Linked DNA regions of Homo sapiens: region 1 is linked to region 2. Evidence: read pairs that join two places in POLR2A ChIA-PET (ENCODE). Cell type or tissue: GM12878. All regions are shown on one strand. Links, peaks and the distances in the headings refer to the core of each region. The heading gives the core; the rest is flanking DNA. Region 1 overlaps LYST (lysosomal trafficking regulator). Region 2 overlaps GNG4 (G protein subunit gamma 4).

The links. ChIA-PET counts read pairs that join two places held together with the same protein. Peaks named below come from ENCODE experiments on the same cell type or tissue, not always from the same donor. Only the 100,000 strongest peaks of a DNase experiment are listed, where the experiment ranks them.
Region 1: POLR2A ChIA-PET joins it to region 2 with 5 read pairs; 3 of 35 experiments call an interaction of 5 or more read pairs at or near these places.

Annotation. Positions count from the first base shown.
Region 1 is chr1:235,729,222-235,744,631 of GRCh38, reverse strand. LYST (lysosomal trafficking regulator) reads left to right here. Exons shown (of 53, transcript NM_000081.4): 30 at 475-653; 31 at 3,004-3,210; 32 at 9,973-10,149; 33 at 10,726-10,802; 34 at 10,941-11,129; 35 at 13,455-13,600; 36 at 13,689-13,785; 37 at 14,975-15,036. It also overlaps the pseudogene LDHAP2. Among named protein-coding and RNA genes, the nearest start is that of GNG4, 87 kb to the right of the region's middle. In GM12878, for the core only: no CTCF peak of the experiment used is centred there; no DNase peak of the experiment used is centred there.
Region 2 is chr1:235,626,221-235,641,630 of GRCh38, reverse strand. The region is part of intron 1 of GNG4 (G protein subunit gamma 4); the gene reads left to right. LOC124904560 (a long non-coding RNA gene) reads right to left here and starts at 1,588. Exons shown (of 4, transcript XR_007066960.1): 1 at 1-1,588. In GM12878, for the core only: no CTCF peak of the experiment used is centred there; a DNase peak (open chromatin) is centred at 8,640; H3K4me3 peaks cover 585 bases.

The sequences.
Region 1 (15,410 bases), core at 8,632-11,131, 100 kb before region 2:
CATCGTCCCCAGCATTTTTTTTTTTCCACTTTTCTAATATACATTCTGTGCAACAGACTCCCAGACTAAACTCTGAAATTGAACCATGATTATCACATATACAGCACGTAAATGTATAGCACATGCAGAGAAACAGCTCTGTAGATCCACTCATGTAAATATGACATGATCTTTATGTTTGATTTGTATAATAATCTTATGGTTTTAGTCATTTTGCAGTTTAACTTACCTTCATTAGTCCATTAAATATTTAATTTGGAATTGTATGACATGCATTTTCAAATTTCTGTTATTTTACGTAAATTCACTTTCTACTACATTGTATCTATTACATCTAATACACCTGATACACATTTAAATTGTGATAACTGAATTAGTAATTAAATACAATATTTTTTACCAGTATTATTACTATTTATAATGGCAAGATAGCAGTGATATGACTAATTTTGTATTCTTTTTTTCAATTCAAAGAATTTAATTCAGACATTATTGACATTTTGAGAACTCCAGAAAATGTAACTCAAAGCAAGACCTCAGTTTTCCAGACCGAAATTTCTGAGGAAAATATTCATCATGAACAGTCTTCTGTTTTCAATCCATTTCAGAAAGAAATTTTTACATATCTGGTAGAAGGATTCAAAGTATCTATTGTAAGTAAATTAATTACATGGGAAATGTTCATTCACACAAAGGAAATAGAGGTTTTATGTTGACTGTATTATACGTTTTCAAAATCATATTTCTTTGTGCTCTTTCAGAGAGCTTTTTAAAACTCGGACAACTTGAATTTTTAATTATAGAATAATATATATTGCTAATTCACCTTTCCAAAATGACTCAACTCATGAAGCATTGCTTTTTAAGCCTGTAACCCTAGAAGACATTTTCTAGTGTTGTTTAGTAAGATCAGCATCAGAAAAGAGTAGATCATCATCATTGATGACTACTATGGGAGTTTACATGAACTATTTCTTTTTAAAGGACTGTATTTATGGCTACTTACTCTCATTTTTCTAATTATTATGAATTTTAGATCTTGGCCTAAGTTTAACACCTTTAAAATTATGTAGAGAATACTGATAAGTGTCAGGGTTCATTTATCATCATCTCACTTGGGTTTCTGCGGGTCACTTACAGTTGACACAACGGAACAAATCGGTCAGTTTACTCTATAGATAGCAAAAGCCAATCTAATTCTAGCAGAACTCGTAAATCATGACATGTCAATCTCTAAATCTAAACTAGATTTTGGTGTTTTAGCTCTGAACAGCAAAACCAAGTACAGATTCACTTAGAACTCAGTCACTCAAACAGGGCCCTTAGGACTAGATGTAATTAGAGAGGAGCTGTTTTTAAAACTCAGAATGAATTCTGAATGTACTGCTTCCAGTTTTGAACCAGATACAGGTGATTTGATCAGCATTTGGCTAGGCTTAGTGGGACCATAGTTAAAACAATTGGTTAATTGTTAGGGAATACTCTATGGTAAACCCATAGAGTAGTTTCCCCTTATCTTCAGAGGATACATTCCAGGACCCCTGGTGAATGCCTGAAACCACAGATGGTACTGAAACCTGTATATACTATTTTTTTTCACATACATACATACCTATGATAAAGTCTAATTTATGAATTAAGCATAGTAAGAGATTAACAATAATAGTAAAACAAGAGTTATAACAATATACTTTAATAAAAGTTACGTAAATGTAGTCTCTCCCTTTTTACAATGAGTAAATACCTTATTATACGGTACTTAACTATTTTCAGACCATGGTTGACTGTGGAAAGCAAAACCACAGGTAAGGGGGTACTGCTATATGCAGTGCTTAATTTGTGACTATTATACTCAATAATGTAGCACAATTCAAGTCTTTATTATGAATCCTTTCTCTTTTTTATTGCAAAATCAGTGTAGGCTTATTTATCATTGTTCTTTGATGCTTTTTTTTAATTTATAATTTTTGAGCCTTTGGTAATTTTTTCATGGCTTAGGACTTTAGCTTCGTTGTCCATGTCTTCTTTTAAACTGTGGTAAGATATATATATATATATATAACATAAAATTTACCATTTTAACCATTTTTAAGGATACATTCAGTGGCACTAAGTATATTCACATTGTTGTGCAACCATTGCCACCATCCATCTCTAGGAACTTTTTTTTTTTTTCTGAGATGGAGTCTCAGTCTGTCTCCCCAGCTGGAGTGCAGTGGCCCAGTCTCAACTCACTGCAGCCTCCACCTCCCAGGTTCAAGCGATTCTCCTACCTCACCTTCCCAAGTAGCTGGGATTACAGGCACCCACCACCACACCCAGCCAATTTTCGTATTTTTAGTAGAGACAGCGTTTCACCATGTTGTCCAGGTTGGTCTTGAACTCCTGACCTCAGGTGATCCACCTGCCTCGGCCTCCCAAAGTGCTGGAATTACACGTGTGAGCCACCACACCCGGCCGGAACTTTTTAATTATCCCAAATGAAACTCCGTGCCCAATAAATAATAACTTTTACCACCCCTTCCCCCATTACCCAGTAATCACTATTCTACTTTCTGTCTCTGTGAGTTTGACTGTTCTAGATATCTCATACAAATAGAAGCATACAATATTTGTCCTTTTATATATGGCTTATTTTATTTAGCATAATGTCCTCAAGGGTCATCCATGTTGTAGCATGTGTCAGAATTTCCTTCCTCTTTAAGGATGAATAATATTCCATTGTATGTATATACCACATTTTGTTTATCTGTTCATCCACTGATGGACGTTCAGACTGTTTCCACCTTTTGGCTATTTTGAGTGATGCTGCTATGAATGTTGTATGCCCATCTCTTTTAAACTCCTATGTGTATGGATATGTATATCTCTTTCTAATTTTGACTATTAAAACCAATCTGGAATAAAACGTGTTCCATAATCTTCTTTAGGGCTGTGTTGAGGCTAGCATGGTATTGCTTAAGCAGTCTGATCCTAATTCATTCCTATCTTGATTGATTTTAGGGTTCAAGTAAAGCCAGTGGTTCCAAGCAGCAATGGACTAAAATTCTGTGGTCTTGTAAGGAGACCTTCCGAATGCAGCTTGGGAGACTACTAGTGCATATTTTGTCGCCAGCCCACGCTGCACAAGAGAGAAAGCAAATTTTTGAAATAGTTCATGAACCAAATCATCAGGAAATACTACGAGACTGTCTCAGCCCATCCCTACAAGTAAGTATCTCAGCTTTGATAAGAGAAGTAAAACGTTTGGTGAAATACAAAGTCTGAATAAAACAAGAACTGAAATTAAACTGAATGTTCATGCCTAATTTATAAATATAATTTTCTTACCAAGCAAATTTAACCTAAGGTCTTTCTCAGGTGCTTTCACACAGGCTCAATTTAACCTCTGTGTTTATTTCCCAATCTTTTTTCTAGTGCCTAAATTAAGAAGTTCTGTTTCAGAGTTTCTGTCAGAAACTTTGTAATGTGTTAACACATCTTGAAGTGTTTTATTTAAGGATTGTTTGGAGGCTTTTTAAAAAAGCATTATATTACCTGTGAAACATCTATATTGAATAGCTCAAACAACAGTATATATAACATATCTCAAAAATATATGTGGTCAGTTAAAATAGATAAAAATTATTAATCATTTGGAATAATCAAACCCAAAATACCTAAAAGAATTTCAGAGTGTATAAAGTTTATCACTTCAAGAGTGGTAGTTGGAAAGTTTAAAAGGTACATTAAACCATATTGGAGGGCTGTTTAACAGTTTCTTAAAAAATTAAACATATATTTAACTTGTCACCATGTTACTCCATTTTTAGATATTTACCTGAAAAAGAAATTAAAACATATGTTCATAAAAAAGCTTGTTTAAGAATATCTATGTCAGCCTTTTTCATAATGGCCAAAAACTACAAATATTCAAATGCTTATCAACAGAAGAATGTACAAACACATTGTGATTTCTTTATACCTGTAGAGAGAAATCTGTATAGACTATTCTACAGCACCATATAGACTATTATACAGCTCTAAAAAGGAACAGACTACTGGTACATCTACCATTATGGATGAATCTCAGAAACATTGAGTGGGGAAAGGGACAGCCAAACACAAAGGAGTACAATCTGTGATTCTATTCATCTGAAGGAACAAGCAAAACCAAGATATGACGATAGAATTCAGGACAGTAGTTGTCTCTGTGGAAGGGGGACGGTGAGAAAGGGAATTGACTGGAAAGAGGTTTAAGGGAACTTTCTGGGGTGATAAAAATAAGGTCTTATTTTGAGTAGTGGTTAAATGGATGTATGCAATTGTCAAAACTCATAGAAACACTTAATATATCTATGCTTTATTATATGTAAGTTATACCTCAATAGAGATGAGAGAGGATATATTAAAAAGGATAGGTATCCCCTTTAATACATGGAAAACACATATCATATTAGGAGTCAAAACTATCTGGAAGGAATACTTTTAGGTGCTTTTTCCAGTATTAAGACACTTTCAAGTACACTGAGGGCACTGTCTTCCTTTTCCCAAGACAGAAGCATATTTAGCCTGTATTTTCCTTCTGTGGAGAATTTGAAATGGTGTTTTTTTCTTTCCTTTATACTCAGCAAAGTTGCTATCCATCAAAATTCAACTGCGGTGTTAACAGTCCACTTTTTCTCATACCATCTTCCCTTTCCCACTACTTCGTGTCTGTCAGTGGTATCATTATTGAATTTCAGCTTGAAATTTTTAACTGTGGTTGTCGTTGACTTTTTCTTCTCTTTCTCAATCCATTTCGTCACCAAGGCCAGTTGTTTATTCACCCACGAAGACTGAGGATATTATCTTTAACCTAATAGTTTTAGCAGCCACTGATGATAATTGCCAAGATCCACTTTTTCATTAAAGAGTTACAAAATAGTGATTTCTCTAAGTCTCTCATTCCATCAGCATCTATAAGCTCTGACTTTACTATAGGGAAGAACTTTCCCTTGTCAACTATTTGACTACGTTTTTTTTTTTTTCTATTTTTTTTTTTCACTGTTCAAGGTTTATTGTGGGTTTTAGTTAGTATGACACTTGGATAGTTGGTTGCATTGTTTATATGTAGATCTCTTTACATAATATGGTAATGTACACTACTGATATATATAGTTCACAAAATAAGATCCTTTGGAACAATTATGCACCATACATGCAATATTGGATTTATATACTGGATCCAGGATGTGACTGATTGGGAAAAAATGTTGGACTAGACATGTTCAATGAAGGAGCCAGGAAGTTATTTATATAACACACGGTAAACATCCATCTGGCTCAAGGGCCAACTGCAGCATGTGCAGCATTGGCAGTGGTGCCTTAGAGGTGTCAGAACTATTTCACACAAACCAGTTTAGGACTACACAAGATTAGTACCATCCAGCCTACAGAATGGTACTACAAGTTATAGCTACCTACAGGATATAGTACCTACAGAATATACTGTAGGATTTTACAAACCATTCCTATTTCTAACCTTAGGAATTGATGTTTTTCCCAATCCATCTTAACATCACTGCTTTAATCACAGATCAGATAAAAAGGACAATATGCACAACCTCCAACTAAAATCCTATTGTAGCCTAGACAGTGAAATAGTATGACATCAGAAGACTTTAAAATTGCAGCTCTTTTTGTATCCCCCAAAGTGGATCTGCACTGTTCTTCAAATGGGCCCCTTCCTCAGGAGTCAGAGTCACCTTCACACGGTCTGAGATTCCATTCTCTCCCAAGATGCAAGGAATGCTAAGGAAGACATCATCCTTTATTCCACCAATCATGGTGGAAATTGGGTGCACCCGCCTAAGATTCTTCATTATACTTTCTGCCAAATCTGCCACAGAGAGTCCAATGGCCCAGGATGTGTAGCCTTTGAGTTTGATCACCTCGTAAGCACTCTCAACCACCTGCTTGTGAACCTCTTTCCACTGTTCCTTATCTATGTCAGTCCCTAAATCTGGGTGCAGAGTCTTGAGGGAGACACCAGTAACATTTGCTTTACTCCATACAGGCACACTAGAATCTCCATGTTCCCCAAGGACTCACCCATGACAGCTTAATGTGTGAACTCCCAGCCTTTCCCCCATTGGGTAACGGAATTGGGCTGAGTCCAGATTGCAACCACTTCCAATAACATGGTTTTTGGGAAAGCCATTATCTTCCAAGCCACTATAGGTCAAAGATATCCACTGGATTTGAAACAATAAGCAACTTGCAGTTCGGGCTGTATTTTACAACATTAGGAATGATGAATTTAAAGATGTTCACATTACACTGGACCAAATTAAGATGGCTTTCTCCCTCTTGCGATGTGCCTCAGCCGTGATAGTGACCAGCTTGGAGTTTACAGTTACAGTATAGTCTTTGCCAGAGACAATCTTTGGTGTTCTAAGGAAAAGGCTGCCATGGTGGAGATCCATCATCTCGCCCTTCAATTTGTCTTCCATGACATCAACAAGAGCAAGTTCGCCTGCCAAGTCCTTCATTAAGATACCGATGGCACAGGCCATGCCAAGAGCACCAACCCCAACAACTGTAATCTTATTCTGGAGGATCTGTTCTTCCTTTAGAAGACTGTGAATAAGCTGATCCTTGAGCGTATACTTGAGAGTATATTGGACTTGGAAACAAAAGGAATCGAGAATGCACGTCCGGCGGGTGTTGGGGCACGCGGCAGTGAGATCCAGACTCGTCGGCAGCGGCTCCAGCACCTTCGCTACCTTTAAATACAGTCAGTCAAGGAAAAGCAGGATAAATGCTGTTTCCTTCCCTGTTTATTAATTTTTGGAATGATGAATTCATGCCCCTAGTAGCCTCTAATTCTTGTATTTGTTTTTATTTTTGGAGTGTCATTAGGAGCTCAGGTATTTTAAAATAAATGTTATGTGTTTTAGTCTATTGCAGTCATTATTCAGTTTGATATTAAAATTAACACCTCTGTAGATTCAAGTTGTTGTGTCGACATGGCCTTTTTCATTTTAACAAGTTAATATGATTAAACTTCCTTGTTTTCTGGCACAGAAGAATGTCCCAGGCCCACCTTATGCAATTCCTTCCCCAAACCTAGAACCTAACTTCCCTCCCAAGAAGACCTTATATCCTTTTAAGGAGATGATAGTATTTAGAGACTACAAATCTAAGGACTAGGTATGTTTATTTCTCCTGGGTTGTCATTTCTTCTCAGCCTTTTTTAGTGGACAAAGCTAGGAAATAAGTATTTTTTTAGAAAGACAAGTCATGAGTTTATACTTTCACTTTTTCTTGGATTCTTTTATTTGTATTTCTTACTAATGTTGATATCTTGGTTCCTAACATTAACATAATCACTTATTTGCCTTGTCTTTCTACATATATAACATTTTCAAAATAAGATGATCAACATGATCACTAATAACAATCCTGCTGAGTGCAGTTGAAGATGTCTTTGTGGTTCTTTTTTTCTTAGCATACTATTATGGTTATACAGTGAAAATACTGTATTATAAAAGCACTTAAAATAGTTTTCTTTATTTGGTCAGGCTGCCAACTTCAACCAATTAGATAGGTAGGTAGGCTTTTTTTTCCAGTTTGTTTTATAGTTTTTTGGGATTCCTTTGGGTTTTTGTTTGTTTGCTTAATTTTGTTTTTAATCATGTGAAATGTCTACATGGTTCTAAAAGCAACGTTGTGAAACAGCACATTCAGAGAGGTTCTAGCTTTTATCCCTTTCCGCTCCTCTTATTTTTTCCCTCTCTGTGTAGGTAACTGACTTTTTTTTTCTGTTGAAGATACAAGCAAATCTATGTATACATGTATTTACACATGTAAATATTCTGTCCCCTACTTCATAACACAAAGAAAGATAGCAAAGTATACACACTCTTCTGCACCTTACTTTCTTCACTTAGTATATCCTAGAGATCATTATTACATAGTAGTACAGAGTGATCTTCTTTATGCCTTTTCACAGCTGCATACATTTAATTTGTATTTCATTTGGAATGTGCCTGGATTTTTTAAGCCCCAGACTTCTTTGCCATTACAACTTGATTCTGATTAACTCTCCAGCCTGCTGACCCTCTTCTTTTCAAGATAATCATATCTTTGTGTCTTGCAACCTCTTCACATCCTGTTTATTTTTACAGTCATGCTGTTTTATTCATATTGTCCACCAGCACAGAACACCTCTCTCTCCTTTGTCTATCTATATCCTCATTCTATCCATTCATTTGGCCATGACCCAGATCACTCTATACCTTCTTTAAAACCTTTCTCCCTTTCTGTAGTCTACTCAGAACTCTTCCTTCTTAGAACCTTCTTTGAAAAGAAATATTTTACATATTTTAGCACTTTATTATTTTCTAAGGATTCATGTTTAACAGATTCAATTCCTTAAATCAGTTTTTTAAGGGCTGAAAATAAGAGTTTTTTGTTATCTATTCCCAGTGACACCTTTTATAGTCCCTGAAATGATCATCAGTAAGTGATCAGAGGGTATTAAAATGAGATATTAGAAACAACTTAAGCGTTTAAGAAAATCATGTGTTTCCTTTGATATTCACAATGAATAAAAACATTTCTGATAGTTTTTCAAGATAATTTTTGAATGTCATTGAATACCAAACTGAAATATTTTTAAAGTTATATCAAGATCATTACCTTTAAGACACACTTAGGAAAGTCTTTTAGTCATGTACCGTTTTTATTTATTTGCCAACTCTTTAGGCCTTTTACTCACAGAGCTTCTGTTCATTTTTCTCTTTTGGTCAGGTAGCAGCTGTCTCTGACTAATTTAAAATGTTGCATTAAAATGAGCTGTACTATTTTCACCATTGCATATGTTCATCTTTTGCTTTTGGGAAATGACACGATGTGATTCAGCATGTTAATTTAAATATCACCCAAAATGTAATCATTTCCAGATCCATTTGCTGACATTTAATACTATTCACAGTTTAAAATGTCATAAAACTAAATACAGTGATATTTGTGTCAATGCTGATTTTTAAAGTAAAATATATATGTTTAACTTGTTGGCAACATTATTGTCTAAATAATACATACTGTACACAGTAGAATCAGGTGTAATATCTACAGCATGTAAGGGCCACTTAAAAAACCGTGAATGAACGTTTGGTTTAGGTCTGTGCTGCAAAGGCCAATTGTCATTATCTTAAGTAACACTGTGAATTTTGGTTTTAGGGCCTGTTAATAAAAGATTGGCTAAAACAACTCTGCCATGGATACATACATAGAATTGTCTGCGTGGGGTTTGCGAGTTTTTCACCTTTTGTTCTAGGGAGTAGTGAATGCTTACAAACTAAAGATAGGTTTTAGTTCCAGAAATTTCACCAAAGGAAGAAGAGTCAGTAAGTTTTAAGGTCTAAAGGAAGCTTTCCCTTCTAGTTCAGTTTTTCTGTGAGAAAAACTAAAAATTATCTTCCTTTATCCCAGTTTCTTTCCTGTATTCCTTTAGCAAGTCCTTTCCAAAATTCTTTCCCCAAAAGCTAGCTGGCTAGTTTGCTTGCTTTTTAAAATATATTTTATATGAAAAAATTTCAAACATACAGAGACTAGAAAGAATAGCGTAATAAATACCATGGAACCATCACCTAGATTTAACAGTTGTTACTATTTTTATTATATTGACATCATTTCTTCTTTTTCTGAACTATTTTAACATATATATAGAAATTATGATATTTTACCTCTAAATTCTTTTTTTTAAATGTTTTCCTATGTAACATAACATTATTACATCTAACAAAATTAGCATTAATCCTCTGTCATCAAATACTCAGTGCATAATCAGATTTCTGTACTTATCCTCAGAATGTCTTTTGTAGGTGCTTTATTTAAATCAGATGCAACCAAATAAATCTAGCAATATAATTTAATTACTACTAAGTAATTTAAATGTAAGAATTAAAATTCTAAATGACTAAAAAATTATTACTTTTTTTAAAGCATGGAGCCAAGTTAGTTTTGTATTTGTCAGAGTTGATACATAATCACCAAGGTGAATTGACTGAAGAAGAGCTAGGCACAGCAGAACTGCTTATGAATGCTTTGAAGTTATGTGGTCACAAGTGCATCCCTCCCAGTGCATCAACAAAAGCAGACCTTATTAAAATGATCAAAGAGGTGAGTCAATGAAACCATAGTACTTTCTTAGGAGATTCCATCATAGATAAAGAATGATTGACACTACTTTTTTAAGAACAGGCTATCATTGATGATGAACTTGAAATGATTATTTTATTTTATTTTTCCTATATACTATATTGCTTTTGTCTATGTGAGAAAAAATAGGCTTATTTTAAGGAGCATTTTGTTCTCTGTGGTCATCAGTATCCATTATCAGTAGCCTTCAGTGAAGGAAAGATTTTTAAAGTGACAAGCAAGCTGAAGCATACCTTGAGTTAGAGGTTCTTTAATGAAAAAGCAGAGTAAGGAGGCAAGCAACTATGTAAACTCATCAGGTTTAGCAACCCTGGTTAACCATTCTACTCTAACTTATGTGACCTAAATTATATAGACACAGAATTATAACATTATAACATTGTTTAGATGGTTCATTTATTTTAATATTCTGGTCTCCTAGGGACAATTGTTTTTCCTTTGTTAACTGGGTTTTAAAATTAGTTTGTTGGGCTCTGTGACAATGTTAGGTGAGAAATAATAAATTTTATATAGTATATTATTATCTAAATCTTCTAGGAACAAAAGAAATATGAAACTGAAGAAGGAGTGAATAAAGCTGCTTGGCAGAAAACAGTTAACAATAATCAACAAAGGTAAGATTTTATATGTTCCAAAGGCATGTATTTTAGGAATCCATTAGATTTCACATATACTTTTAGTTTTAAAGTATCATGTTCTGATAAATACGTTCCATGTATGCTTAACTATGGACAATCTTATTATTTGTTTAGTCTCTTTCAGCGTCTGGATTCAAAATCAAAGGATATATCTAAAATAGCTGCAGATATCACCCAGGCAGTGTCTCTCTCCCAAGGAAATGAGAGAAAAAAGGTGATCCAGCATATTAGAGGAATGTATAAAGTAGATTTGAGTGCCAGCAGACATTGGCAGGAACTTATTCAGCAGCTGACACATGATAGGTAAGCTGCGGGAGGTCAGTTAAAATTGTCTTCCATGAAGATTTAAGATATTGATGTTAAACGGAATTTGTATTCCGGAATTCAGACTCATAAAATCATTTCATTAAACAATTTTTTGTTTAATCATTTGTGATGTTTTTTTCATCTTAAAGAATAATCATATGAGTTTTTTTTAATTCTTGAGGAAGAAAAGTAATGAGGGGGGCAGTAGCTCATCTAGATAGTAAAATTAGCTTAATTTTAAAATATGGTCTGTAAAAGAATAGAGAAATCACTGAAACAGGATGGTTGAGAAAAATATATTTTTCTAACTAATTTAAAATATGTATTACAAATAACAAAAAGCGGGAAATCAAGGTATTATTCTCTAAATTTAGTTAAGATAACTTATTCATGTGACTTTGGTGTACTAAAATACACTAAACATTAGACACTAAAGTAAATTCCATATGGATAAAAGAATTACTCGAAAAGTTTATAAAGTAGAAGATAATAGGATATTTGTCAACTCTTTGAAGGATAGATGACTTTCTAAGCTCAAATGCAATAGAAGAAACTGCAAATAAATCAATGGATTTTAACCTTAATTTTTTCCAGTGTATTTAACAACCATAACAAGAACAAAAAAGCCTGGAAATATATTTTCAGCAAATAAAGTTATTTTTATTGTTTGAAAAACTTACACAGATTCTAAAGTAAAATATTATGATCCCAGAAGTTTGAATGAGCAAAAGGCATGAACACATTCCTCACATAAGACAAATGAATTACCAAACACACGGGAAAATATTCAATATTGCTAGAGGCTAATTTGGTTTTCTAGAACCTCTAGATACCACATTTTACTTTTTATGTTAACAAAAATTTTGGCTGCTAATATTCACCGCAGGATATTAGCTGTCCTTACTCAGAACTTTGGTGGCATTGTACATTTTGACAATATGTATTAATCATCCTAAAAACATTTTACTTCTAGCTTCAGTTATCCTATTTTAGTGATTCTATCCTAAGGAAAATATTCGAAATATGGAAGGCAGGCCAGGCACAGTGGCTCACACCTGTAGTCTAGTACTTTGGGAGGCTGAGGCGGGAGGATCACTTGAGCCCAGGAGTTCAAGGCTACAGTGAGCTATGAACATGCCACTGCACTCTGGCCTGGGCAACAGAATGAGACCCTGTCAAAAAAGAAAAAGAAAAAGAAAGTAAACATAAAAGTTTTCATCTCTGCATTATTTATGCTAGTGAATGAATTAGAAACAAGTTATAAACCGTAATATGGTTAAATACATTACAATGCATCTACCTCTTTATTGGGCAGCCATTCAAAATGATGAGATAAAGATAATACTGTTTCAGTAAAATAAGGCAAGTTATAGAAAAATGATCATAATGATCATAACTACAAATTAAAAACAGATGCACGTTTTAAAAAAAAAAGACAACAACCGCTACCAGTATTTTGGTATGTTTAGGGTATGAATAAGGGTATTTTTTTCTCTTATTTATTTCTAAAAATGTACTTAATATGTTTTTCCTGTCTTATTTCATCTAAGATAAAATTTATTTTAAAATCTTTTTAAAAATGTGATTCATACCACAGAAAGAAATTGATTTTATTTGTTTCATTAGAGAGTAGGCAAAATGAGGCCAGGTGAGGGCGCTCACGCCTGTAATCCCAACACTTTGGGAGGCCCAGGTGGGTGGATCACTTGAGGCTAGGAGTTTGAGACAAGCCTGGCCGACATGATGAAACCCCATCTCTACTAAAAAAATACAAAAATTAGCCAGGTGTGGTGGGAGCCTGTAATCCCAGCTACTTGGGAGGCTGAGGCAGGAGAATCGCTTGAGCCCGGGAGGCAGAAATTACAGTGAGCCAAGATCACGCCACTGCACTCCAGCCTGGGCGACACAGCCAGACTCTGTCTCAAAAAAAAAAAAAAAAAAAATGCAAAATGGGAAATGTAAAAAATTAATTTGGAAAAAAAATTTACCTAACCATATTAAATCCAGCATGTTGTATTATGTTGCTAAAGTGTTCATAGTAGTCATTACATATCTTTTAAAAAATTTAATAGTTGAAAGAAACTGGAAGCAGAGCTTGCCTTCAGGCGAGGAACTGGGAGACTGGGATTCAGGAGCAAAAAGACACTTAGATTTTATTACTTCTACTTGTATATGCATTCCCTGATCAAATATATAAACATTTGGAGTTTTTAAATTAACAGATCAGTTGTGACTTACTTACTCAATCTCTATAATGATTTTTTTTATAGCTACAAGTCCTGGATGGTCACTTAAAACACCCTTTAATCTTTTTACTTGCAGAGCAGTATGGTATGACCCCATCTACTATCCAACCTCATGGCAGTTGGATCCAACAGAAGGGCCAAATCGAGAGAGGAGACGTTTACAGAGATGTTATTTAACTATTCCAAATAAGTATCTCCTTAGGGATAGACAGAAATCAGAAGGTAATAGTGGCTTCTTGACTCAACATATAAATATAGCAGAGAACTATGGTCATTAGATAAAGATAATATTTACTTTTCTCCTCAACAGATGTTGTCAAACCACCACTCTCTTACCTGTTTGAAGACAAAACTCATTCTTCTTTCTCTTCTACTGTCAAAGACAAAGCTGCAAGTGAATCTATAAGGTAACTTTGAATCAATAGACCTTCACTCTTTCATGAATATACAACAGCTTATTGTAGTGTTTATGTAATATTTATTTTATATAATGCCATCATTTTCAGAAAAATCCTAAACAGGAAAGGCTCAAGGGAGGACAAGGTTATATGGCCAAAATCCAAAAGGAAATGACATTTCTGACAGCAAGAGTTCATGGGATTTCAGTCATCATGTTCTGGCCCTTGTTAGTTTACATATACACACACACACACACACACACACACACACACACACACACACACACATATAAATATGTATATATATACACATATATGGGTACATATATATATACCCATATATATGTATACACACACATATTTTGTAATTGACTGTTTAACATCTCTATCTATTAATATAGATAGAGCTGCTGGTGGTATCATCAAGCAGCAATATAACGTAGTGATTAAAGGTTTAGATTCCAGTTCCTGCTCTTACTAGCTCTTTAATCTTAGGCAAGTTACCTAACCTCTCTGTCTCAGTTACCTCATCTATTAAATGAAGAAATAATAATAGGTATCATAGCGTTGTTGAGTATTAAGTATGTTATTATATATTAACTATTGATAGTATTATCATTGCAGTTATTGTGGTTGTTATTATACCCATTTCATAGATGAAAAACTGAGACACAAAGAAGATAATTGGCTAAGAACACAAAGGAACTTTCTGATTCCAAATCCTCTGTTTTTCCTAGAATACTAGGCTTTTTTAAAAATGTATTTGATAAATTACCTTCATAATAATGTAAATAATACAATAATAGTATATAACAAATAAATAATACAAAATAATAATACAAAAATAAATAGAGCACACACAAAAAATGTATCTGAAGTATCAGAGGCATGAAACAATGTTTGCTTATTTATTAGAAAATATAAAATATTGATATCTCTTTTAAATAACTTAATTTCTATATTCTGTCTACAGGTTATAGGGATTATTAGCCTTTTCTAGGCGTTTCAGTCATTTCTCTTCTAATAGAATGCTAAAAAGGAGCTAATATTTTCATGTGGGTTTCGACAAGATACCTCATGCTATTGGAACTCTATCTAGTCTGCTTTGCAGAAATCTTTTACTAGGTAAAATAAAGCATATCCTCTCTGAAATTGGTCAGAACATTTAGTCATAGTAATTTTAAATATGTTTTGACAGAGTGAATCGAAGATGCATCAGTGTTGCACCATCTAGAGAGACAGCTGGTGAATTGTTACTAGGTAAGTCAAATTTTGAAGAATTTTGCACATATTCACCCTGCCTTATTTGATTCTTAGATTATTTAAAGTGTTTTTTGACAGCATGCCATTAAATTGGATAAACTTTCTGTAGTATCATATAGGCTAATTTGCCTTAACATTATATGTAATTGCATATGAGTCATGAATGTGAAGAAATGATATCTTGTGTTCTGAAAAGCACATGAATAGCATTTTAGTTTTTATAAAATTGTTTCTTCATGATATGCAAATTTATATTTAACCATTTCTTTTATTATATGCCAATTTAGATTTTTTAAAGTGAAAAATTGTTGATATCTTACCTACTATTTTATCAGATATAACTGTCCATAAGAAATATGTCTATTTTAAGA
Region 2 (15,410 bases), core at 7,469-9,968:
CAACCTGCACCTCCCAGGTTCAAGCCATTCTCCTGCCTCAGCCTCCCTAGCGGCTGGGATTACAGGCGCCCGCCACCACGCCAGCTAATTTTTTGTATTTTTAGTAGAGACAGGGTTTCACCATGTTGGCCAGGCTGGTCTAGAACTCCTGACCTCAGGTGATCCGCCTGCCTCGGCCTCCCAAAGTGCTGGGATTACGGGCGTGAGCCACTGTGCCCCGCCGATTATTTATTTAGTTTTAGAGGCAGGGTCTTGCTCTGTTGCCCAGGCTGGTGTGCAGTGATGTGATGGTATTTCATTGCAATCTTGAGCTCCCCAGTTCAAGTGAGCCTTCCACTTCAGTCTCCTAAGTAGCTGGGGCTACAGTTGCCCACCACCATGCCCGGCTAAATTCTTTTAAAACTTTTTGTAGAGATGGGTTCTCACTATGTTGCCCAGGCTGGTCTGGAACTCCTGGCCTCAAGTGATCCTCCCACTTCGGCCTCCCAAAGTGCATAATTACAGGCATCAGCCACTGCACTTGGCCTACAGATTAATTTATGCCCAAGTGCCTTCCTGACAGAATAAGGTGGCTTTCCCCTCCTCTCACCCCTAGCATATAAGAAAGCTACATTAACCAAAAGGAGTATTTGGTAGTGTAACTCAAGGTAGAGGAAGAGACAGAGATTCTTTTTGCAAAATGACACGCAAGAAGCAGCCCCTTCTCACTCCAAAGTGGGCCTCTTCACAGCCTGGCTGTTTTGTGGGTGCTCCACCCATCCAGGGACTGGGGCTGCTGGGCCCAGTGACCTCTGACCTGCCAGGCGCCAAGCGGCAACAAAAGGGAGGGAGAGCTCTGGCCCACCGGGCAATTTGACTCTTCCTGGAGCCCTGCAGGGGGTGGTGGCCCCGAGAGGCTGGATCAGAGACCCTCAGGTCCGAAGGTCTGGTGGGCTAAATGAAGTAGAGAGGCCGCCCTCAACTCCACCCTGCCGGGATTCAGGCGGGCTCAAGGACGCAGCTTGGCAAGGACTGTCTTATGTATTCGCCTTGATGCGTGGTCTGGCAGGTTCACTGTAGTCTGTTGAATGATGTGTGTATCCTTTCTTCTGTTTTACACACCTGTTTTGAGAACCATTTACTTGTAGCACAGTCTGTGTATAAAGCCTAAGGTAGATGCAGCAGTGGTTCTCAAACCTGGCTGCATACATTTTGGGCAGTTTTTAAAATATCCCTTCTTGGGCCTCATCCCCTGGACATTCTGACATAGTGGGTCTGGGCTAGGGTCCGGGAATTAGTCTTTGAGTTTTGCAGCCACCAGATTTGAGATGCATTGAACCAAATGATTTCTGTGGGTCCTTATTCCTGATATCTGATTCCCCCCAACCTGCCTAAGCATCCCCAGGCTCTTGTGTCCTATGCCAGCCTCTCCCGCTCCTCGTGGGGCTGTGAGGGTTTGACCACCGTAAGCATGATGTGCCTGCAACACCAGGTCTCCTCCCCAGGCTGAATGCATGGATCTGTCCTCTTCTGCCTGGGGTGAGAGACAGCCTTCTCTGTGGGGAAACCAGCTACCACCCTGAAGAGCTGCCTCTGTCAGAGCACAAGATCCCCACCTAGAGACCCCCTCACTGCTCCCCTCCCACAGCAGCAACGGCAGCTCTGAGGTTCTGGACACCCCAAAGGACACAGACCTACCTTCACCCATGAGCCGTCCAGGAGACATTTGACAGCTGCTGTGTGCCATGTCCTAGGGGTAGGAATGCAAAATAAGTCAGAGGCCATCCCTGCTCCTGAGGCATTTACAATCCAGTGAGGGAGACAGAGGATTATAACACAACACAGAGCGGGGCACGGTGGCTCACGCCTGATATCCCAGCACTTTGGGAGACCAAGGCGGGCAGATCACCTGAGATTGGGAGTTCAAGACCAGCCTGGCCAACGTGGGTGAAACCCCGTCTCTACTGAAAATACAAAAATTAGCTGGTTGTGAGGCAGGAGAATCGCCTGAACCCAGGAGGCAGAGGTTGCAGTGAGCTAAGATAGTGCCACTGCACTCCAGCCTGGGCGACAGAGTAAGACTCTGTCTCAGAAAAAAAAAGCATACAACACGGAATTAAGAAAAGCTCCCACCTCAACACAGAAGGACACCAAGCCCGGCCCAGAAGGACAGGGAAGGCATCTGGAAGGAGGTCTCATGATTTGGCCAGATGGAACTATTGGGGCACAGCCAGTGCAAGGCGAAAGCCTTCCAGGCTGGGGGCTCTGTTTCAGCAAGGGAGAATGATTATGGCTCACATTAATTAAGTGCTTCCTGCAGCCCAGGCTCTTAGTGGCTTATGTTGTATGAACTACTTATTCCTGATGACTACTGTGGTAGGTAGAATCATGGTCCCCAAAGATGGCCACCCTCTAATCCTTGGAACTTGTGAATCTGTGAATCTTACACAGCAAAAAAGATTTTGCAGATGTGATTAACGGAAAGATCCTGAGATGGGGAGGTGATCCTGGAATACCTGGCAGGCCCAGTGTCGTCACAAAGGTTCTCATAAGAGGAAGATAGGCGCATCTGAGAGAGAAGGTGGGGGATGCTGCTGGGCTGGCTTTAAAAATGCAGGAGGGCCCGTTACTGGGTATATACCCAAAGGATTATAAATAATTCTACTATAAAGACACATGCACATGTATGTTTATTGCAGCACTATTTACAATAGCAAAGACTTGGAACCAACCCAAATGCCCATCAATGATAGACTGGATAAAGAAAATGTGGCACATATACACCATGGATTACTATGCAGCCATAAAAAAGAATGAGTTCATGTCCTTTGCAGGGACATGGATGAAGCTGGAAACCATCATTCTCAGCAAACTAACACAGGAACAGAAAACCAAACATCGCATGTTCTCACTCATAAATGGGAGTTGAACAATGAGAACACATGGACACAGGGAGGGGAACATCACACACCGAGCCCTGTTGGGGGGTGAGGGGCAAGGGCAGGGAGAGCATTAGGACAAATACCTAATGCAGGCAAGGCTTAAAACCTAGATGATGGGTTGATAGGTGCAGCAAACCACCATGGCACACGTATATCTATGTAACACACCTGCACGTTCTGCACATGTATCCCAGAACTTAAAGTAAAATGTTAAAAAAAAAAAAAAATGCAGGAGGAGCCACAAGCTCAGGATTGCAGATGGCTGTAGACACTGGAAAAGGCAGAAATACGAACTCTCCCCAGAGCTTCCACCCACAGCCCTCCTGGCACCTTGATTTTAGTCCATCGAGACCCATTTCAGACTTTTGAACTCCAGAACTGTAAAATAATAAAACTGCATTGTTTTAAGCCATAAATATATGGTAATGTGTTGTAGCCACAATAGAAACCAATACAACCATTCCTCTATTTTGAAGGGAAGAAAGCAGGAGGTGAAGGGAATTACCCACATTTCCGGAGCTAGAAAGGAGCAGATTCAGGCTCCAGGGCCTGCACCTGTCCACTCACCTCTCTTCTGTTCCTCCCGCCTGGAAGGGGTTTAAAAACAGCAGTCCAGCAGCTGGGGCTTATCGGAGACCAGGAGCATTGGAAGATGAAGCTGGCCAGATGCGCAGGCAGGAGCCAGGGTCCGGGAAGCTCTTCTTGGTCAAGTAGAGGGAAGTGGCTTTGCAGGCCATTGGCCTGGGCTCCTTTTCGGTGGTCTCCTCAAGTCTGTGCCGGACTGGGAGTGCCACAAGAGCAGAGGTCAGCTCCTTGGGCCCAGTGCACCCACATGTGGCTTCAGCCACAGAGTGAGCTGTGTGCCCATACAGACTGTGCCGCCTCTCTCCATTATCAGATGGTTTAAAAGTGCCACCCTGGCCAGGTAGTGAAGGGCAGACATCTGGTTAAGTGCCCGCAGCATCCTTATGCATCGAAAATTCTCCTATGTTCAAACATCTGTTTCCACCTCATCATTGTTTTCCTCATTCTAATTTTTTTTTTTTTTTTTTTTTTGAGACAAGGTCTTGCTCTGTCTCCCAGGCTGGAGTGCAGTGGTGCAATCTCGGCTCATTGCAACCTCCACTTCCCAGGTTCAAGCGATTCTCATGCTTTAGCCTCCCCTAGTAGCTGGTATTGCAGGCACGCGCCACCGCGCCCAGCTAATTTTTGTATTTTTCGTAGAGAAGGGGTTTCGCCATGTTGCCCAGGCTGGTCTTGAACTCCTGGCCTCAAGTGATCCCCCCACCTTGGCCTCCGAAAGTGCTGGGATTACAGGTGTGAGCCACCGCGCCCAGCCTCATTCTAATTCTTTAATATAAAGCATCCCCCATCTTCCAGCGTTTGACTGAAATAGGTGGTCAGAGGAATTTTTAGGTGGTGTTTTAAGCATTGTTTTTTTAAATAAAGGACACGTAAGCATAACCTGAAACTACTCCCGATATGTCTGCTCAATTTATATTCCAAGTATTTTGCAGGCTGTGCTTGGATTTTCAAAGGAGCAATCACTAGCATTTGATTAGCATTTTTCAGTTTGCTAAAAGCATTCATGTACCCTGTCCACTTGATCTTTACAGAAATGCCAGGAGGCAGGGATTTTTTTTTTTTTTTTTGAGACGGAGTCTGGCTCTGTCGCCCAGGCTGGAGTGCAGTGGGGAGGCAGGGATCTTTATCCCCATTCTTGAAGGAGGAGACTGTGGTTCAAAGGAGAATCACCATCAGGACAAGGTGCCTAGAGGAGCAAGGACGGCACCCAGGGCTTCCACTCGAACTCCACACTGTTCCTAGGGTATCCTCTTGCCCTAGGGGTAAGAGGTAGCAGCTGGGGTAGCAGGGAAAGACCTAGAATGCACTTACAAGGAAATAGGGTCCCAGAATCCAGTTCCGATGTGTCCCTCCCAGGTACAGAAGTACAACACTGGGGCATCCGCATGCCATCGCCTGTCAGTATTGGGGATCCCACCCTGCTTTGGGGGTTCATCGGATCTCTGGTCTTAACATGAGATTGTTGTATGGAGGAATGTGATTGAGGCTCACCAACATCTCAGGGCACAGGCAATTGCCCTGCTGGAGGACCCATGGAGATACGCAGGTCTCTGATGGGAGGTCTCTGATGGGAGGTCTCAGCGTGGGCACCGTGCCTCTGCGTGGCCGTGGCTTGCTGCAGGCACTGCTCCCCATGTGGCAAAGATGAGGGAATGCAGGCCTGCTGCTCAGTGCCAGCTGCTCTCCTCTACACGGGGCTCCCCTAGACCTTGCCCCAGGCCTCACCGCAGGACCTGGTGCCTTTGGGGTTCCCCTTTTCTGAGACCCCCAAAGAGCCTTCCTCAAATAAATCAAAGGCTTTAGCGTCTAAAACTTGTTCCTGAAGAAGGCTTTCTGAACCCGCTTTGGAAGTAAAAAGCAAAATTCCTCTTTGCACTTCTGTGTAATCGTCCTCATTCTCCTTGAGGCAGTGCGGATAACTCTGGCTGGTCAGAGGAGGGGCAGGTATGAGGAAGCACGGTGAAAACAGCCCAGCCCTGTCTCTCAGGATATTCTCCCTCTACAGAGAGAGAGCCAGTTCCTCCCTACACTAGTCTGGGCTTACCTGTCTAGCAAGAGGAGGGTTCCTGGCCATTACCTGGGTGTCCCCTGGCAGTGCAGCAATACCAGGTTCTCAAACACTAACTGGTTGGTTAAGGAGGTTAAGTTACCTTCAGTCTTCTGCCCTTCAGCTTCCTCAAGGTGGAAGGTGGGCCTTCAGAGCCACTGCAAGGGGTCTCTGAATACAGGTGCACAACCCAGGAAACCTGTGTAGAGCAATTGCGACTGCCATGTGTTTGTATCCTGCTGATTAATTTGCAAGTATGCATAGATGCCTTTGGGATTAATAAAGATGAATTTAAGTATGTTACTGAATTAATCACAGCTTTGTCGTGTTGTATCTTCTGTGGCGACAGATACTGAAAATACAGCCATGTATTAGTTGGTTTTGTGTTGCTATAAAGAAATACTTGAGGCTCAGTGATTGATAAAGAAAAGAGGTTTATTTAGCCGACAGTTCTGCAGGTTGTACAAGCATGGCACCAGCATCTGCTTCTGGGGAGGCCTCAGGAGGGCTCCACCCCCATGACTCAAACGCCTCCCACCAGGCCCCACCTCCATACATCAGGAATCACATTTTTCCCCGCCGAGATGGAGTTTTGCTCTTGTTGCCCAGGCTGGAGTCCAGTGGTGCGATCTCAGCTCACTGCAACCTCCACTTCCTGGGCTTAAGTGATTCTCCTGCCTCAGCCTCCCAAGTAGCTGGGATTACAGGCGCATACCACCACACCTGAATCATTTTGTATTTTTAGTAGAGACAGGGTTTCTCCATGTTGGTCAGGCTGGTCTCGAACTGCTGACCTCAGGTGATCCACCCGTCTCAGCCTCCCAAAGGAATCACATTTTAATATGAGATTTGGATATCCAAATATCCAAACCATAAGAGGCTGTAAGAGACTGCGTTTGTCTGATTGACTTTAGAAGGGACCTAATTTATAAATGTTTAAACTTTGCGCTTTAAAACCATTGGAACCATGGTTTGCAAAATCCTTCCATTTCTGGTGCTCCATGGTTCATTAACAATGCCATGTTCTGGTACATTTTCTAAATTTATTCACTGTCTATACCCGGCTTTGTATTGCCTTCCTCTATCAGCTGCTGACTTCAGCAAAGGAAGTATTTCTTTTTTTTGTTTTGTTTTTTGTTTTTTGAGACAGAGTTTTGCTCTTGTCGCGCAGGCTGGAGTGCAATGGCACCATCTTGGCTCACTGCAACCTCCGCCTCCTGGGTTCAAGCTATTCTTCTGCCTCAGCCTCCCGAGTAGGAGGCATGCACCACCACGCCTGGCTAATTTTGTATTTTTTAGTAGAAACAGGGTTTCTCCATGTTGGTCAGGCTGATCTCAAACTCCCAACCTCAGGTGATCCACCCGCCTCAGCCTCCCAAAGTGCTGGGATTACAGGCGTGAGCCACTGCGTCCAGCCAGCAAAGGAAGGCAGCCTTACTGTGGGGTCCTAATTAGGAACAAGGAGCCAGGCTGGTGGGAGCAAGGGAAAGCAGAAAGAAAATACAGATAAGCTATAAATCTGCGTTTCTTCATAGTCTAGGACACATAGCCCATCTGCGCAAATGACTCACGATCTTCCTGCACCCAGATATCACCAGACCCTCGGTTGATAGAAAAATGCAAGTTAGTTCACAGCCACCTTGACATTATCAATACTGCACTTAGCCCTCTCCAGCACACAGAACAAGCTCCATCCTATAAAATCCCCAGGAAGCCTTTGTCTCCTCCAGTCAGCTCCTCTCTTGCTAACTGGCCTATTGCTTTCTTGCAACATATTTCCATGCTTTTGCTAATAAATCTGCATTTCTGTACCTATGACTGTCTTGGCAAATTCTTTTTACTGCCCGTGCCACTGGCCCCAGACAGTAACCACTCGTGACACAAGGGCATTGACTGGGAAGCTTTACAGAGAGTGAGTCTTCCTGGTGCAGGGGTGGAGGGTAATTTTGAGACTAGCTGATCCCTCACCCTCCCTGGAGGAGTGGGGACTAGTTAGTGACCAGTGGAACTAACTGTGCCATCCTGTAGGACCCCAATCTGAGCTCTCTCTGATTTCGAATCCTCCCATTTCCCACCATGAACCTTTCCTAGGACCAGAGCTTTATTTTTCTGCTTCTCACATTTGGATTCTCGTCTTTTTATCCTTCCCTATTTGCTTATAAAGACTGTCCATGAGCTGGGCCATGTGTACATTTTTCTTGCTTTTTATGGCCTTATCCTGGTTGGACTTCTCCCATCCAGCTGCTTCTTCACCCACCACCAGGTGACTCCTGGTTGAGAGGAGAAATAGGCTGAGCACAGTGGCTTATGCCTATAATCCCAGCACTTTGGGAGGCTGAGGTGGGAGGATTGCAAGAGGCCAAGGGTTTGAGGCCAGCCTGGGCAACAAAGTGAACTTCTGTCTCTACAAAAAATTTTAAAAATTAGCTGGGCACAGTGGCATGCACCTGTAGTCCCAGCAGCTTGAGAGGCTGAGGCAAGAGGATCACTTGAGCCCAGGAGTTCAAGGCTGCAGTGAGCTATGATTGCACCACTGCACTCCAGCGTGGGCAACAGAATGAGACCCTGTCTCAAAAATAAAAATTTTTTAAATTTTAAAATAAAGTGGAAAGAGAAATAACCAGAGCCAGCCTCCCTGGCAGACTGTCTTGCTCGGAGGCTTCCCAGCACTGTCCCGCCATATGGTACATGAGAAGTTCTGTCATTTCAGGTGAAGGGGTGCTGGCACAGAGGGCAGATCTTGTCATCTGTGGCTTTTTTGGCTCCTGGGAAGAAGTGGAACTTATCCCTGCTTGTCTCCATCCCCAGCCTGCCATTCATACCACCAGCTCTGCTGCTCAGGGACAAGTCTCCATGAACAACCATATCGCAGGGACCAGCAGCAGGCTGTCACTCATTAAAACAACAACAACTGCGTCAGACTCTACATCGTTTTTCCTGGAAAGTATCCAGATTATTTCCAGGCTTTTTAAATGAGTCCTATATTTTTTTTCACTGCTGCCAATATACTCTCTTCCATGCATGGCGTACTTGAGCAACAGACATCAGCCTGTCTGCAAGGTCTGAATAACCACCGTAGAGAGATCCTTTGAATGTATGGAACAGATGATCAGCAGTGTCCGTGGGTGACAGCCTTCAAGATTAGTTCTTCCTTCCTCTTTTAAAAGCAATTTTCTTTGAATAGTCTTTCGGTTTCATCCATGCTTCTAATCTAGAATGAAAACTACGTGACTACGTTTTTTCTTTTTCTTTTTGCTTTTGTTTTTTCAGAATCGAGCCATTAAGTTGTTACTTAATCTCAACAAAGGCCGATGACAATGTCTAATATTCTAGGAATGTGCCAAGTCGTCATCTTGGTTTTGTTCCCAGCTGAGGCATTTTACTTAATTCTAATCGTTTTGGGGCAGGAAGACGACAGACAGTTACAAAAGGGAAGACTAAAACACAAAGAGAAAAAACCTTGTTCAAAGTCATACAAATAATTTTTAAAAATAGAAATAGGATTAAAAGCAAGTCTCCTGGCTCCTCATCCACTCCTCCTGTCTGAAAAATACTTTTTCCAGTTGGTTAAACCACATCTCCAGAACCACTTCTCTGTTTGTACTTGTAAGGCAGAATTTTCTAATTCATTTCTGGGAGCTCATTTTGCAGCCTAGGTATTCAGTCTTTGCACACAGATGAGAAACATGTTGGCCGGGTGCAGTGGCTCATGCCTGTAATCCCAGCACTTTGGGAGGCCAGGGTGGGAAGATCGCTTGAGCCCAGGAGTTGGAGACCAGCCTAAGCAATCTAGTGAGACCCTGTCTCTACAAAAAATAAAATAACTAGCTGGGCATGGTGGTGTGTGCCTGTAATCCCAGCTCCTCAGGAAGGAGGCAGGAGGATGACTTGAGCCCAGGAGGAGTTTAAGGCTGCAGGGAGCCATGATGGTGCCGCTGCACCCCAGCCTGGTTGACAGAGCAAGAACCTGTCTCTTAAAAAAAGAAAGAAGGAAAAACATGTCAACTAAGCCTTGCCCTGCATGACGGGCTGTTCAGCTGGGAAGCAGCAAGCCTCCGCACACAGCCCTCTGCTGGTGACCTCCCAGGCCCTCCCAGGCTTCACTTAAACTCTGCTGTTTGAGGTGTGCACAGAAGGAAGTATTCTTGCTATCTTTTGGTTAACTGAGAACTCATCCACGTATTGCCACTCATAGGAATTAGAAAAAACTGGCCAGGCGCGGTGGCTCATGCCTGTAATCCCGGCACTTTGGGAGGCCAAGGCAGGTGGATCACCTGAGGTCAGGAGTTCAAGACCAGCCTGGCCAACATGGTGAAACCCCATCTCTACTAAAAATACAAAAATTGGCTGGGCGTGGTGGCATACACCTGTAATCCCAGCTACTTGGGAGGCTGAGGCAGGAGAATCGCTTGAACCCAGGAGGAGGTTGCACTGAGCCAAGATAGCACCACTGCACTCTAGCCTGAGCAACAGAGCAAGACTCTGTCTGAAAAAAAAAAAAAGAAAGAAAGAAAAGAAAAAAGTAAGCTACGCTGGGCATGCAAACAGTGTTAATGCAGAAGCCACTTTAGGGTCCAGGCACCGAGCCTCCGCTCAGAGCATCAATGCCCACCAGCCCTCAGTGCTGCATGCTCCAGGACGGTGCTTCCCAGAGGTTCTCAGCTGATAGAGCAGCATGTAACCAGTGTGGAAAGATCAACCTAGGCACATTACAATTTTAGAGAGTTTATCCGAGCAGAGGGTGATTCATTAATTGGACAGCACCAAACTGCAAGAGGTTCAGGGCTCCACTGAGGGGGCGTGAGGGGTAAACATTTATAAGGTGTTCTTGGAAGCAAGACAAAGAAAAAATACTTGATCAGTTAAAGTGGAGAGTCTCAGCTGGGCACAGTGGCTCACACCTGTAATCCCAGCACTTTGGGAGGCCGAGGAGGGCGGATCACCTGAGGTCAGGAGCTGGAGACCAGCCTGGCCAACCTGGTGAAACCCCATCTCTATTAAAAATACAAAAATTAGCTGGGTATGGTGGTGCGTGCCTGTAATTCCAGCTACTTAGGAGGCTGAGGCAGGAGAATCGCTTGAACCTGGGAGGCAGAGCTTGCAGTGAGCCGAGATCGTGCCACGGCACTCCAGCCGGGGTGACAGAGCAAGACTCTGTCTCAAAAAAAAAAAAAGGAGAGTCTCTCATTAGAAATTAGCTGGTGATTGGTTAGGCTCACGTTTCATTTTACTGTTGACATTGAGTTGGGTTTAGTTTGCTTAGGTCAGAATCCTAGGCAAAACAGCCATCTCAGCCTCTGGCCACCCAATTGATTATTTTCTAACACCAGCTACAGTAGTATTTCAGAGTTCCTCTTCCAGAGCCCGTGTCCCTCAAGTCTACAGGCCATGCGTCTAGGTCATTCTGAGCTGCGTCCACACTCCCACGGTGACTTTCTGGTCATTCCTGGGGCAGCTTGAGCCATCAGACAGGACTTGCGTATGACAGGCGACCCTGCTCCAGAGGCCTTGAATTGCTGTCTCAGGCAGTGCTGGCTGGCACTTTGCAAACCGTGTACTTTCGTCAGAATTCCCGGGACAAACAAAACACCCGGCTGTTGCTGCTCAGCCTTGATGACGGCATCTGATAAGTGATGAGAGCGTGGCATCATCAGGCTGTTGGTCTTGATTATTCAAGTAGTTGAGTCACAGGCTGCTGTTTTCAGCAGCAAACATTCAAGTACTTACGGCATTTGAAGATGTGTATCTGGCAGCTTTAAGGTGCTGACAATGTGGGGACCTTTCTGAAATAGTCCCACAAGAGAATTCTTGAATGTCTTGAAGAAAGATGACCAGCCTCTTTTGTGAGTGTGCGTTTAGTGTATGTGAAGTTATGGGGAATGGAGGTTACTCATTCTATTTTAACAGACAGGGAAGTGTAAAAGTGAAGATGTGTGGCATCTCTACTCACCAACTCTAATCCTATTGTAGTATCTACCCTGGAAAAATTATCGTGCAAGAGACATGCTCATAACATCATTGTACAAAAGAAAATATTGGAAATAATTCATTGTCCACCAACATGAGAAAGGATAAGTAGAGGGGAACAATGTGATGAAGACAGTAAAAACCCAGAAGTGTCATAGAAATGAAGGGGAGTGCTCAGGTCCAGGGACCAAGGTGGCTGCCCAGCTCAAGAAAGCTTTGAGCCAGGCATGGTGGCTCATGCCTGTAATCCCAGCACTTTGGGAGGCTGAGGCGGGCAGATTATCTGAGGTCAGGAGTTCGAGACCAGCCTAGCCAACATGGTAAAACCCCATCTTTACTAAAAATACAAAACTTAGCTGGGCATGGTGGCATGCTAGTCCCAGCTACTCGGGACGCTGAAGCAGAAGAATAGCTTGAACCCAGGAGGTGGAGCTTGCAGTGAGCCGAGATCATGCCACTGCACTTCAGCCTGGGCAACAGAGCAAGACTCAATCTTAAAAAAAAAAAAAAGAAAGAAAGAAAAAAGAAAGAAAAATTTGAGAGGCTGGTAGCCTCAGAATGAACCCTTGAAGGAGGGCAGAGATGGCTTTTCACAAGAAGTGTTGGGTGCTGAGTCAAGGAGGGGTAAAGTAGATAAAATAGTGGAAGCAAAAGCATGCGAGTGGAAGAGGCCTAGGTCCCCGAGAGTAAAGGCAACTGCATTGAAATTCTTTAATTTTTCATACCATATGGGAGAAGTTGGGACCAATTTTTTTGCTTCTTGTAATTGCATTTGACATTTCAGAAGAGTTATCCCAACTTGGTATGGTGACTCACACCTGTAATCCCAGCACTTTGGGAGGCCAAGGTGGGAGGATGGCTTGAAGCCAGTTATTTAAGACCAGCCTGGGCAACAAAGCAAGCCCCTGTCTTCATTTTTTTTTTAATTGGCGGGGCATGGTGGCACGTGCCTAGGGTCTCAGCTACCCAGGAGGCTGAAGTGGGAGGATCTCTTGAGCCCAAGAGTTTGAGGCTGTAATGAGCTGTGATTGCACCATTGCACTCCAACCTAGGCAACAGAGTGAGACCCCATCTCTAAAAACAAACAAACAAAAAAGCAAAAAAAAAAAAAAAAAAATTCAAGCAAATGTTTGACTTTATCGCTTCCAAGGAGAACAAGTGCCAGTTTTGTCAGAGAGGAAATGCATGTCCATCTCCTGGGTCCTGCTCAGAACCAAAGGAAGCTGAAGACTCTACAAATGCAAAAGTGAAGGGAATGGCAAACCCTGAGAGAAGCCATACAGAGAAAGGAGGCTGGGCTTCCTGCAGGGAAGCTGTCTTTAAAAAGGGCCACCACCTAGCACCTGCGGATCAAAGTGAATAGGGCTGATGCGAGTCTCAATCCCCATATTCAGATATGCGGGGAAAAGTGACTTTTCTAAATGTTTTAAAACGCAAATCGAAGCATGCATTCTGCCTGTTTGGCCTGCTTGGGTTGCCTCAGTGTTTCCCCAGAACTTACACAGGACCAGGTATCTGTCCACTGGGTGACCCGTAGGACACCATCATCTGGGTGGGGACCCTTTAGGCTGGTTGCTGTTGGTGGTCTTGGGTCCTGCCTGGGGACACAAAACTCTCCACAAGACTGCCCATGACCTCCTCCGCTTCAGGGCACCCAATGGCCATTTTGTTCTAGGGTCTTGTAACCCCCCCCCGTCTCCTAACAAGGCTTTGTGGCCCCCAACCACCCCAGCTTGCAGAGAGGGTCACTCTCCGGTCCTGCAGGCAATGCTCTTCTTCCTCCTGCTTCTGGCCAAGACATTTTCCTCCGATACTCTGAATTCTTTCTCACCTCTGGGGTTTAGGCTTTTGGAAACAAAAGCCAGAAAGACTCTTGGGCCATGTCTGGTTTTTTGTTGTTGTTGTTGTTGTTGTCTTTGTTGTTGTTGTTGAGACAGAGTTTCGCTCTTGTTGCCCAGGCTGGAGTGCGATGGCACAATCTCAGCCCACTGCAACCTCCACCTCCCGGGTTCAAGCCATTCTCCTGCCTCAGCCTCCTGAGTAGCTGGGATTACAGGTGTGTGCCACCACGCCCAGCTAATTTTGTATTTGTAGTAGAGACGGGGTTTCTTCATGTTCGTCGGGCTGGTATCGAACTCCTGACCTCAGGTGATCCTCCCACCTCGGCCTCCCAAAGTGCTGAGATTATAGGCATGAGCCACCACGCCCGGCCCCATATCTGTATTTTAACCCATCACACCCATCCCTTCCTTGAATGGGGAAGTATTGGTTGATATCACAAAATACTATCCAGTCTCATGGTTGAAACTAAGGATCCTGATTTTCCTTTCAAAGAGTTCAGTATACTCCAGTCTTCCTCTCTGATGAAGTTAACATACCCGGAAGCCTTCCAGTTTCCAACAGTGTCCTGGGGAGAGGCCATTGTAAATGGTCTGCAGCACAAGTCTGAAGCACAGATTGACTGCCGCAGCTGGTTCCTGCATGCATCAGTGGTGATCAGAGCTGCCACTTCCTCACAGCCCCCTGTGCCGTACCAGACAGTTTTCCAAACCCTTCACTCACATGATCTCATTTCATCTAAAACTATGTCGGCCAGGTGCGGTGGCTCATGCCTGTAATCCCAGCACTTTGGGAAGCCGAGGCGGGCAGATTACAAGGTCAGGAGTTTGAGACCAGCCTGGCCAATATGGTGAAACCCCATCTCTACTAAAAATACAAAAATTAGCTGGGCATGGTGGCGGACACCTGTAGTCCCAGCTACTCGGGAGGCTGAGGCAGGAGAATTGCTTGAACCCAGAAGGCGGAGGTTGTCGTGAGCTGAGATTGGGCCACTGCACTCCAGCCTGGGAGACAGAGCGAGACTCTGTCTCAAAAAAACAAAAACAAACAAACAAACAAAAAACTATGTCATGGGGTAAGTGCATTTTACCTATTCCACAGGTGTGAAAACCCCAGGCTAGGAGAGATAAGACAGCTTTCAGAAAGTCATGCTGCCAAGTGACAGAGCCTCCCTCAGGTCTGTGAGTAGCGATGGTGCATTTCTCTTCCTCTTGTTTGTCATGAGAAAGTCTCCCAGTCCCAAAGACAGTCTCTAATTTGGGTTCTAAGTTCTTTTTTTTTTTTTTTTTTTTTTTTTTTTTTTTTTTTTTTTTGAGATAGAGTCTCACTCTGTCACCCAGGCTGGAGTGCAGTGATGCAATCTCAGTTCACTGCAAACTCCACCTCCTGGGTTCAAGCCATTCTCCTGCCTCAGCCTCCCAAGTAGCTGGGATTACAGGCATGTGCCACCACGCCCAGCTAATTTTTGTATTTTTAGTAGAGACAGGGTTTCACCATGTTGGCCAGGCTGGTCCCTAACTCCTGACCTCAGGTGATCCGACTGCCTTGGCCTCCCAAAGTGCTGGGATCACAAGCATCAGCCACCGTGCCCGGCCTGGTGTTCTTTATGAAGCTGCTGTCTTGGCAGCAATGGTCACGGAAAAGGTCCTATCAGAGAGTGACGAGTTTGCTCAGTAGACGGTGGGGCTGGACATTAGTGCAGCTGAGGTCTGACCACATCAGCAGGACCAGAATTAGGTGAGAATTTAAAGAGGCACTCGGCCGTGTCTCATCGCACTTGCAAGGCCCTGAGATAGATCACCTCTTTAAATTCTGTGTTCTAGGTCCCTCACTAGCCTCCCTCTAGTCCCAGGCCCTCCCTATGAGCTTTGAAAAGCTTGGGAAAGTCAAGAGAATGAGCAGACAAGTCACAGATTGGGAGAAGACATTTGCAAGACATCTGATAAATGCTGTCACTCAGAATACAAAAGAACTCTTAAAACTCAATAGAAAACAAAACAAAACAAAATCCTATTAAAGATGAGCAAAAGTTTTGAAAAGGCATCTTACCA